Linked DNA regions of Homo sapiens: region 1 is linked to region 2. A link is a contact called in ENCODE Hi-C data. All regions are on one chromosome and are shown on one strand. The core of a region is the stretch at or near the end of the contact, and the rest is flanking DNA. Distances in the headings are between cores, read along the strand shown.

The links. Hi-C counts contacts between places; a loop is a spot of excess contacts on that map. Pooled maps may share reads with other maps.
Region 1: a map of mucosa of descending colon shows a loop between it and region 2 (4-fold over the local background). The contact joins the promoter of HHLA2 here to the enhancer-like site in region 2. A Hi-C loop is called at or near these places in 1 of 168 maps with a recorded cell type or tissue (mucosa of descending colon), 3 of 37 single-sample maps with no recorded cell type and 13 of 50 pooled maps.

What each region holds. Positions count from the first base shown.
Region 1 is chr3:108,295,058-108,299,660 of GRCh38, forward strand. HHLA2 (HHLA2 member of B7 family) reads left to right here and starts at 1,491. Exons shown (of 10, transcript NM_001282556.2): 1 at 1,491-1,542.
Region 2 is chr3:108,405,007-108,409,113 of GRCh38, forward strand. It overlaps MYH15 (myosin heavy chain 15), which reads right to left. Exons shown (of 41, transcript NM_014981.3): 32 at 3,274-3,398; 33 at 332-447. Among named protein-coding and RNA genes, the nearest start is that of MYH15, 100 kb to the right of the region's middle. RefSeq lists enhancers at 1,821-1,920, 1,981-2,040. Within about 2 kb of position 1,730, at least 3 of the 41 ENCODE cell types and tissues checked have a DNase peak (open chromatin) inside an H3K27ac peak, as active enhancers do.

The sequences.
Region 1 (4,603 bases), core at 241-2,740, 110 kb before region 2:
GGCGCCTTTGGCACAGCACACAAATCCCCTGATCATATAATCATAGGGCCCTGTCTAGCTTTATAGCCTTTGGACATTACTGACCACATCAACTTTAACCTCCTGCCACACATGCACACTCAGGGGAGAGGGCAAGGTACATTTGGGGAACTCCCCCTCCTCTTCCCCATCTCTTCCTTGACTTCCTTCTTCTCTAGTCAGAGTCATCCATAGTGAGCCTTCTGCTGCCCACTGGAAACTGGGTTGAAAGTCCCAGCTACTCGGGAGGCTGAGGCAGGAGAATGGCGTGAACCTGGGAGACAGAGCTTGCAGTTAGCCGAGATCGTGCCACTGCACTCCAGCCTGGGCGACAGAAAGAGACTCTGTCTCAAAAAAAAAAAAAAAAAAAAAAACGAAAAACAAAAACAAACAAAAAAGAAAACGTTGGCGTGGGTGACTTTGGGGATTCTAGGAAGAGCCCTGGCGCTTTCAACCCAGTTTCCAGTGGGCAGCAGAAGGCTCACTATGGATGACTCTGACTAGAGAAGAAGGAAGTCAAGGAAGAGATGGGGAAGAGGAGGGGGAGTTCCCCAAATGTACTTTGCCCTCTCCCCTGAGTGTGCATGTGTGGCAGGAGGTTAACGTTGATGTGGTGAGTAATGCCGAAAGGCTATAAAGCTAGACAGGGCCCTATGATTATATGATCAGGGGATTTGTGTGCTGTGCCAAGGCTTGGATGGCATCCTTTGTTCCAGACAGAAGGGTCCTGTTTATTGTCCTCCTAAGGTAATTTTTGTTCACTTTGTAACTTTTGCTCCCATGCACTCAGCAAACAGATATTGACCAGCTACTATGTGCTAGTAAGTAAGTGGTAGTTGTTTGGGATACAATAGTGAGTAAAGCATGACTCTTAGCATCTGTTGTATGTGCATGCATGCCATGCATGTGACACTGAGGGAGAGAGAGATTAAATGATATGACAGCATAGAGGCTGGGCACTGCCCAACTTTCCATGTGGAATTCAGAGAGGTCTTTATTTCTCTGAAGTTGAGTTTAAGCTTGGGTGTTCTAGCGACCAGAACTGTAATGGGAATTGTAGGTGCAGATGAACTTTGTGTAGGGTTATGGTTCTTTCTCACAGAACTATTGGCACCCACTGCAACCAGCTACACAATTTTCTTTACAACTCTGCAGCAAGCTAGACAGGTCACAGGCAGTCCAACCTCAGGAGGTTGCCTGTATCATGTTGATGGTGAAGCTGACACCATAGCATGGAAACCAGAGTCCACTGCTCCCACAGCTCAATGCTTAGCTGTTTCAATATGTTGTCTGAAACTGCATCTTCTAATTCCTGGACTTTTCAGATCTGTACTGACTCAGATCTGGGTGGGGCTTAGTTTGAAGGAGGGAGTCCTTGGTGATGATGTGATTTCCTTGGTCTGTCATAGGTAGCAAATCAAACGTACCTTGGACTTTACTCTCTGAGAAACTCATAGCTGAATTCAATGTTTATTCTTATGGACTACTTAGCATTTGACTAGACGGTATGAATTTCTAAGTAAGGTAAGGATTTCTTTCTAAGTTGTTTATACCTAGAACTTAAAAGTGGGCATGAATAAATCAAATATGGGTGGTTTTTAGTTGACACTTTATTTTCCCGTTAGGAAAAAATTAGTGACTGATCTTTTAAATTGATTTAGTGCATATACTATGTATTGTGCATATGCACCAAACAAATACTTAGTAAAAGGTTGTCTTGAAGGAACATGCTGATATATTTCAAATAAAAGAACTTAGCAAAAATGAGGAAAATACCTAACATTCTGGTAAGACAGTGAAAGAGGGATGAGCAATGTTTGTTTTGAAAATTATCTGCGAACTTTAAAAAAATCTCTAAGAGTGTATTCTTACTTGTAATTGTTCATCTAGTTACACTACAGAGTTTTATTAGCTGCTCCAAGATGCACTGCGTTCCATTCTGTGGTGGAAACAAAAGGACCGTAGTAGTGGTTATCTAGCAGAAGAATCGTGATCTTTGAATTCTAATACAAGAAACTTAGAAGTCTCCTAGATATTTCCACTGTCTCAGGGAAGAATCATTAAGTTTATGTCATTTTTTAATAACTAAAACAAGATTCAAAAAGTTAAGATTCAATTCTCATTGGGTTTCTATTGTTTGGGACTTTGGATAATAGAAAAAAATATGAACAGGTAATTTAGGTTTTTTTGTGTTACTGGTACCTGACAAAACAAACTTGAGCTTCCCATTTCCTAGAAACTTGGAGGAAATAATTTCTGTCCAGAATGGCAAATTGGTGTCATATCCCATTATAAGCATATTTTAATCAAAAGATGCAATAAAGTGTAGTGGTCAAGATCATAGTCTCTAGAGTCAAGTAATCCTTGGTGCATTTACCTGCTTCATCATTAACCAGTTGTATATTTTTCTCAGAGCCAGTTTCCTAATCTGTAAAATGGGGGTAGACTAGTATTGCTGTGAAGATTAAATGAAATTTATTAAAGTGCTTAGCAAAGTGCCTGGTATGTAGAAAGTGTTTAATAAATATTATTATTTCAGAATATAGATGTAAAAGACAAATGATTTCCTATATAATCATATTGAGTAGCCTGAAAGTTTGGTGGCTCTTAAATAAATCCATGAATGAAGGCTCTGCCTACTTTTGGCGTGTGGCCCACCAGCATGTTCTATCAGTTGGCCTGAGCTGGGAAAGAAACCAATTCCTGTGTTGAGTTTTCCTCCAGGTGCTTAAAATAGACCATAGCTTAATATTTTGATCATTAACCAGTGATTCTGGGTGGCTTCTCCTTGCTCTGGTCAGTGACCGGTGTAGGTCACGTAGTACAGCATTAAACAAGGTGTTTTTCCTCCTGAGGTTGTCATGTCAACTCTAAATTCCCAGAGACTTGCCTAGGAGTGGAGAGTTTGTTCTGAGTTACATAACCAGCATTCTCTTTGAGGCTTTGAATGTCTGTCTAACTGACTTCTGACTGCAGGCATGCAAACTTTTCCCCTGCCTAGTAGGAATGAATACCCCTTTTCCAAGTATCTGCATAGCAGCGACCCAGGGGCTATCCAAGAGCCAGTTGCTTCCTGACTTAATTTCTGGGAAGACCAATTGCCTATTCAAGAGAAATTCCTTCCTCCTTATTCTTCTGTCAGATGAGACTAGCTATTAGGTATTCCCTATCTAGGACTCTGACCTGACTCTCCTAGAAAAGAAAATGAGGATCCAAGTCCATTCCGTTTAACTGGGGCTATAAACATATGCCACCAGAAAAATCCTGCTATTCTGGCTTATTATAACTTTAGGTTCTCCTTTCTAACACAATACTATCTTTATAACATGTACACACCTTTCCTTGGTATTCAGTTGTAGTGTTTATATGTTCAAAATCCTTCTAATTTAGCCCCAACTAAAGTTTCCAGTATATATTTGCAGGCCCCTTTTACTGCACCATCTTCAGTAAAATGCATATTTCTCTTTCTTCAGCATAGGCTTCACCCTTAGAAGCTTGCTTTTCTCTGGATATTCATTTCCAGCAGGTCTCAGAGATAATGTACTGTATTGCATCTTTTTCTGTTGGAGACTAGAATGCAGTTAGCAGGTGCAGCTTGTTATAATAACTGCAGATTCAGATTTTTTCTCTCTGTAAATACTGTTAAATGTCCCCTCAGAGGCTCATTTTAAAATTGAGTAACGAATGGGGGCTTGTTTTTCCTTAGTCCTCGATCTTGGAATCTTAGAGTCTGTCATTGCACATTGCTGCTTACCATTTAGAGTTCAAACCACTAATTCCCAAGTGATAAGAGATTAAGATACAAACCTGAGATAGGCAAATGTACACTTGCAGCTTCCTTGCTTTAATACTTCTGTTTCAGGTGGGATGTCTTCTCCATGGCTATCCAGGTCTGTCCTAGACACCACCTTCGAGAAATGAGATCCTTTCTATCTAATTTAACCTAGATTAGAGACATCACCAAGAACACCTTCTGAAGGTGAAAACCTTTTACCTTTTCTTTTTGTCCCATACTCTATATTCCTTAACTGCAATCACTACAATATCCTGTCAATTACACAAAATTAATGTTACTATGACCAACTTTGATAATATTTCTATTTCCAAATTGACAAATTATATTCCTAATCTAATTACATTCATGCAAAGCTAGTAGCTCTGTAGTTATATCAACTTGGCAACAAGGAAAATAAACTTAGTTTAAAAAAAGACTCAAAAAGTTAAATCACTTTTGTAAAAGACCCAGAAAAAATATATATATATAATCATATAACTATTATAATACATAAATATATAAATGTTATATAAATATAATACATATTTATTATAGATAATAAGTGAAAAGGGTGAAATTGATGGAGTCAGAGCTTAGAAATCTTGTTAGTGTGGTGGGAGGAGAGAAAGGTGAGGAGTAGTCAGATTATGAAGAATTCCGTCAGAGTAGTATGTTCTGAGTTGCAAATTCAGGGGTGGAACAGAAAGTTCTGGGTGATAAGTGCAGGAATCTATGGAAATGCTACGCTGAGTGGAGTAAAAGTAACTAGTTTTGGAGTTCTTGACTTTTTCTTCCTAGAGTTTTAGATTT
Region 2 (4,107 bases), core at 480-2,979:
AATCTGGCAATAATCGTATATAGATAGCTAGTAAGCTCACCACTATTGATATAAAGGAATATCTGTACACAATTGTGTATAAAGGGATATCTAATTGTGTATAAAGGAATATCTATACACAATTGTGTATAAAAGGATATCTAATTGTGTATAAAGGAATATCTATACACGATTATAGATATTGTATATAAAAGAAAATAATATAGAGTTACACTAAGTTTCTTTGGTAATGCTCCAACAGGGGCCATAAAAGCAGCCAGACATAATGAGCTCTGTTTAGTCAAGGATTCAGAAATACATAATTGTTACACATCAAAATCATCTTAAATACCTAAAATTTTCTATTTCTTCATCTTTCTCTGAAAGCTTTCTTTCAAGTTCTGCTTTAGCTTCCAAGAGTTCAAGCTGGAAATGAAGAATCTTGCTTTCATTACGTTCCAGGGCTCCCTGGAATACATAAATAAAAAGCATTAAATGAAGTCCACTTTTAGACAAAATTGTATTTTTTACCCAAAACATATGTCGCTAATGTAGCTCTCTTAGAGTTACTGGGAGAGATATAGGTTCAAGCCAGGTCCCTAGAGATTGCAACACAGTGAGACAAGCAACTGCTTTCATTTGTCATTTCACTTATAGATTTGACATTCTTAGGTCTTTCAGCTGTAGCTCCAGAACTAGAATTTTAAAGCCTATTTTAAAATAGAAAATTTCACTCTTGTCTGTGACTATATTTAAACTTTTTAATGTATTACCCTTGACTTTTTCTAACATATTCCAACTTTGGGATAAATTTTAAAAAGTATCAGAGCTAGAACAAGGAAGGTGATAACTCCTACCTGGAATCTTCTATTAAATTCTGGACATCACGAGGGGATAGAGGAAAAGTTGGATGTATTCAGAGAACAAACAACAGGGTAGTGTCCAAATATTGTCATATGAAGAACAAATAAAGGAATTTACAATGTACCTGACATGTAACACTCAGTGTGAGCCATTAACACCATAATTGGTACCACTACTGCAAATGAATTTCTTTGACAGGCAGAAGATTCCTTGCCCCTTTGTGTATTCAAATATAGTTAAGGCAATTATTTGCAGGGATGTTATAAAGGCAATTCAATTCTAAAAGCATAGGTTTGGCTAAATCTTTAAAACCCGTCCTGAAGCTAAAAATGTATATAAAAGAAGAAATCCAAAAAACACTTACAGAATACCAAGGATATAAGGGCATAAGGGGTGATGCAATTTTGTGGTCAGTTAGCTACAGGCAGTCCTAAGGGCAGAAGTAATTTTTTCATAGCCTCTTTTGAGGCGTGCTTAGCAGATATGACAAAATGTAAAAAAGTAAAACTGAGTTGCAATTTTAAAATAAAAATAAAAAGATGATGGGAATTTTAATAAGACCTCCCTTGATGTTATCTTGATACTACCTTCAATATAAAAGAAAATAAAATTGCTAACGCACACTCAAAAACAAATGCTTGGATAACAATTTCCTCAGAGGGAATAGTGTAGTAGTTCCTTCAAGAGGAAACTGTCACCTCTAACCCTCTAAAATGCACTGAGAAAGTGAATCTTTAGGGAACATGACCTGGGATAATGTGAGTTTTATGGCTTTAAAAAAATCTGATAAAGTTTCTCATAAAGGCTCACCCAGGAAAATAAATAACGCAATGTTACAAATACATGTCCAAGTTGATGAAGTATTTATGGATGTGGCTGAGGACAGAAGTGGAGAAAATGCGAATAGAATGTGTTGCCATCTAGTGGTACTAAGTGGTTTGAGCATTATGGCCTTCCTGTCATTCTCACCCTTGACCCACGTGATGATCGACTGAATACACAAAGATGCCTCTGTGTTATACAGGACATAAATGGCCCGTGCCAGTTGTATTTTTCATTGGCTTGTCATAGTACTTGAAATTTCTATCATAAAATTTACTTCTTTCAGTTAAGGTGGTGGCTTCAAAAAGTCCCTTGCCAGGATAGCCAGAGAACCAAAGGGAACGAGTAAACAAAACAAAGTTCACCAACTGTGTAAGGACCAGCTGTGCTACAGGGCACCACACTGCCAACGAAAAGGAGTCTGTATAAAGTTAGATAGCCTCAGGAAACATTTATGTATAACAGGGTGAGAGCTGCTGCCTGACAACTCTATACAGAGGGTAATATGGACACATTTGCTTGGAAGTTTCTTCTGGAATCACAACGGTGAGGTAAATTTAACAGACAATGCTTGGCACAGAGTGGTCCTTTGGGGTCTTGTTTTCCATCGCCATACCTTCCAAGAGACCCCTGCCTAACACTGACTGCCACACCTTTCAAAAATCTTTTTTCTTTTTCTACTGGTGGGAGGATCAGGGCTGTATTTTAATGTGTCTGAATACTTGTTCAAAGGCTGAGTCAGGAAGATGAAGTTCAGCTCTGAGAAGAGGCTGCACAGGGCTTCTTAACCACCTAAGAATCATGATAAGATGACTTCCTTGTTAGTTTACCTTCTTTGGCGAAATGTCTTCTTAGAGGTCCTTTCAATTGCTAATGCACACCCAGAGATACAGCCAGAGACTTTTCCTGAACTGTGAATCCATAACACTGAAAACCCTCCTGTCAATCTGCACAAAGATGAGCTTTCAGAAACAAATGTTTGACAACATCACTTTGAATCTTATTTCTGAAACTACCGAAAGTTTTTGGGGAAAAAAAATTGAAAAGCTTTTGTGACTGACTCTTTAAAGAGGGGGCAGCTATGAGAATATTTATTCATTCAACATTTGACAAATATTTACTGAGCCTCTACTACATGCCAGGCAATGTTCTAGGCCAGTGCTTCTCAAATATTAATGTGCATATGAACCACCAAGGGATCTTGTTAAAATGCAGATCCTGATTCAACAGAGATGGGCAGAGGGCTGAGATTCTGAATTTCTAACAGCCTCCCAAGCGATGTCCATGGGCCACATGTTGAGTAGTGAGGGTCTGGGCACTGGGGATAAACTGGTGAACAAGATAGATAGTTCCTGTTTTTACTACAATCAGGAGATTTGCATTCACTGTTGTGTATCCTGCTCTCTGAGTCTCAATTTCCTCTTTTATAAAATGGGGACAGTAGTTTCCTACGGTGATTATATTAAAATTATGCATTTGGCAGAGTGCCTAGCATATAGTAAATAAACATTTGAATACGTGTCCTTTTGTTGGTGCTGCTGTTATTGCTGAATGCAGATCTTCTGCCTTGTCACAGTGAAAACTTTCTTTTCTCCCTGGTGATAATACCTCTGTTTCTTCCAGTGTCACCTGGACTTCTGTCTTCTCTTCTTCAATTAGTTTCTTGACCTTTTCCATTTCAGTTAAGTTCTTGGTCCCTTCTCTAACCTGGTTTGTCAGATTAGAAATCTCTTCTGGAGACAGAGGTAAGAAAAACAAAGTTAGTGAATGGGCTCAGTCTCAAACCAATGATACCAGGCACAACAGATTCTTCCAGCCCACTGGAACAGTGACCTCATGCCACCCTTGGTAACTTGATGACCTATCCTATATGGGACCGAGAAATTTTAAAAGGGTATTCATTTTTTCATATAGTCTTTTGCCATCTGAAAATTGAAAATTGTCTACAACAAATGGTGAGGGTGGTGCTTCAGAGTATTGTACACTGGACAACTTTTGCAACTTTTACATGACAGTCCTGCTCATTAGAGCCATTCCAGGTTCCACCTGGAGGAACACAGACCTGGAGTCCCTACCCTTCCAGTGTAAGTGCTTAGCTATCAACATTAGTGGCTGCCATTGTTTCAGCCACCACTCAACACTGCGACAGGAACTTAAAGTAAAAGCTGGATCAATATCTGCCAGCATTCAAGGCATGGCCCCAGATAGGCCAGAGAATCAGAAGGGGCCCAAGGAAGACAGTGGCTTTAGCTCAAGCACTTGAGTGTTTTTTCCTAGCCTCTCATGAACATAAGCCTTTGACAAACAGAATAGGGCATCCAGAAGTCACAAAACCTCTTCCACCTGATATTGTTATGGTCAGTTCTGCCTTTAGTACCTAAGAGGTGTGGTATAGGGCCAAGTAGCTCAGAGAATTACCCAGTTCAGAGGTGGTGGAAGGAG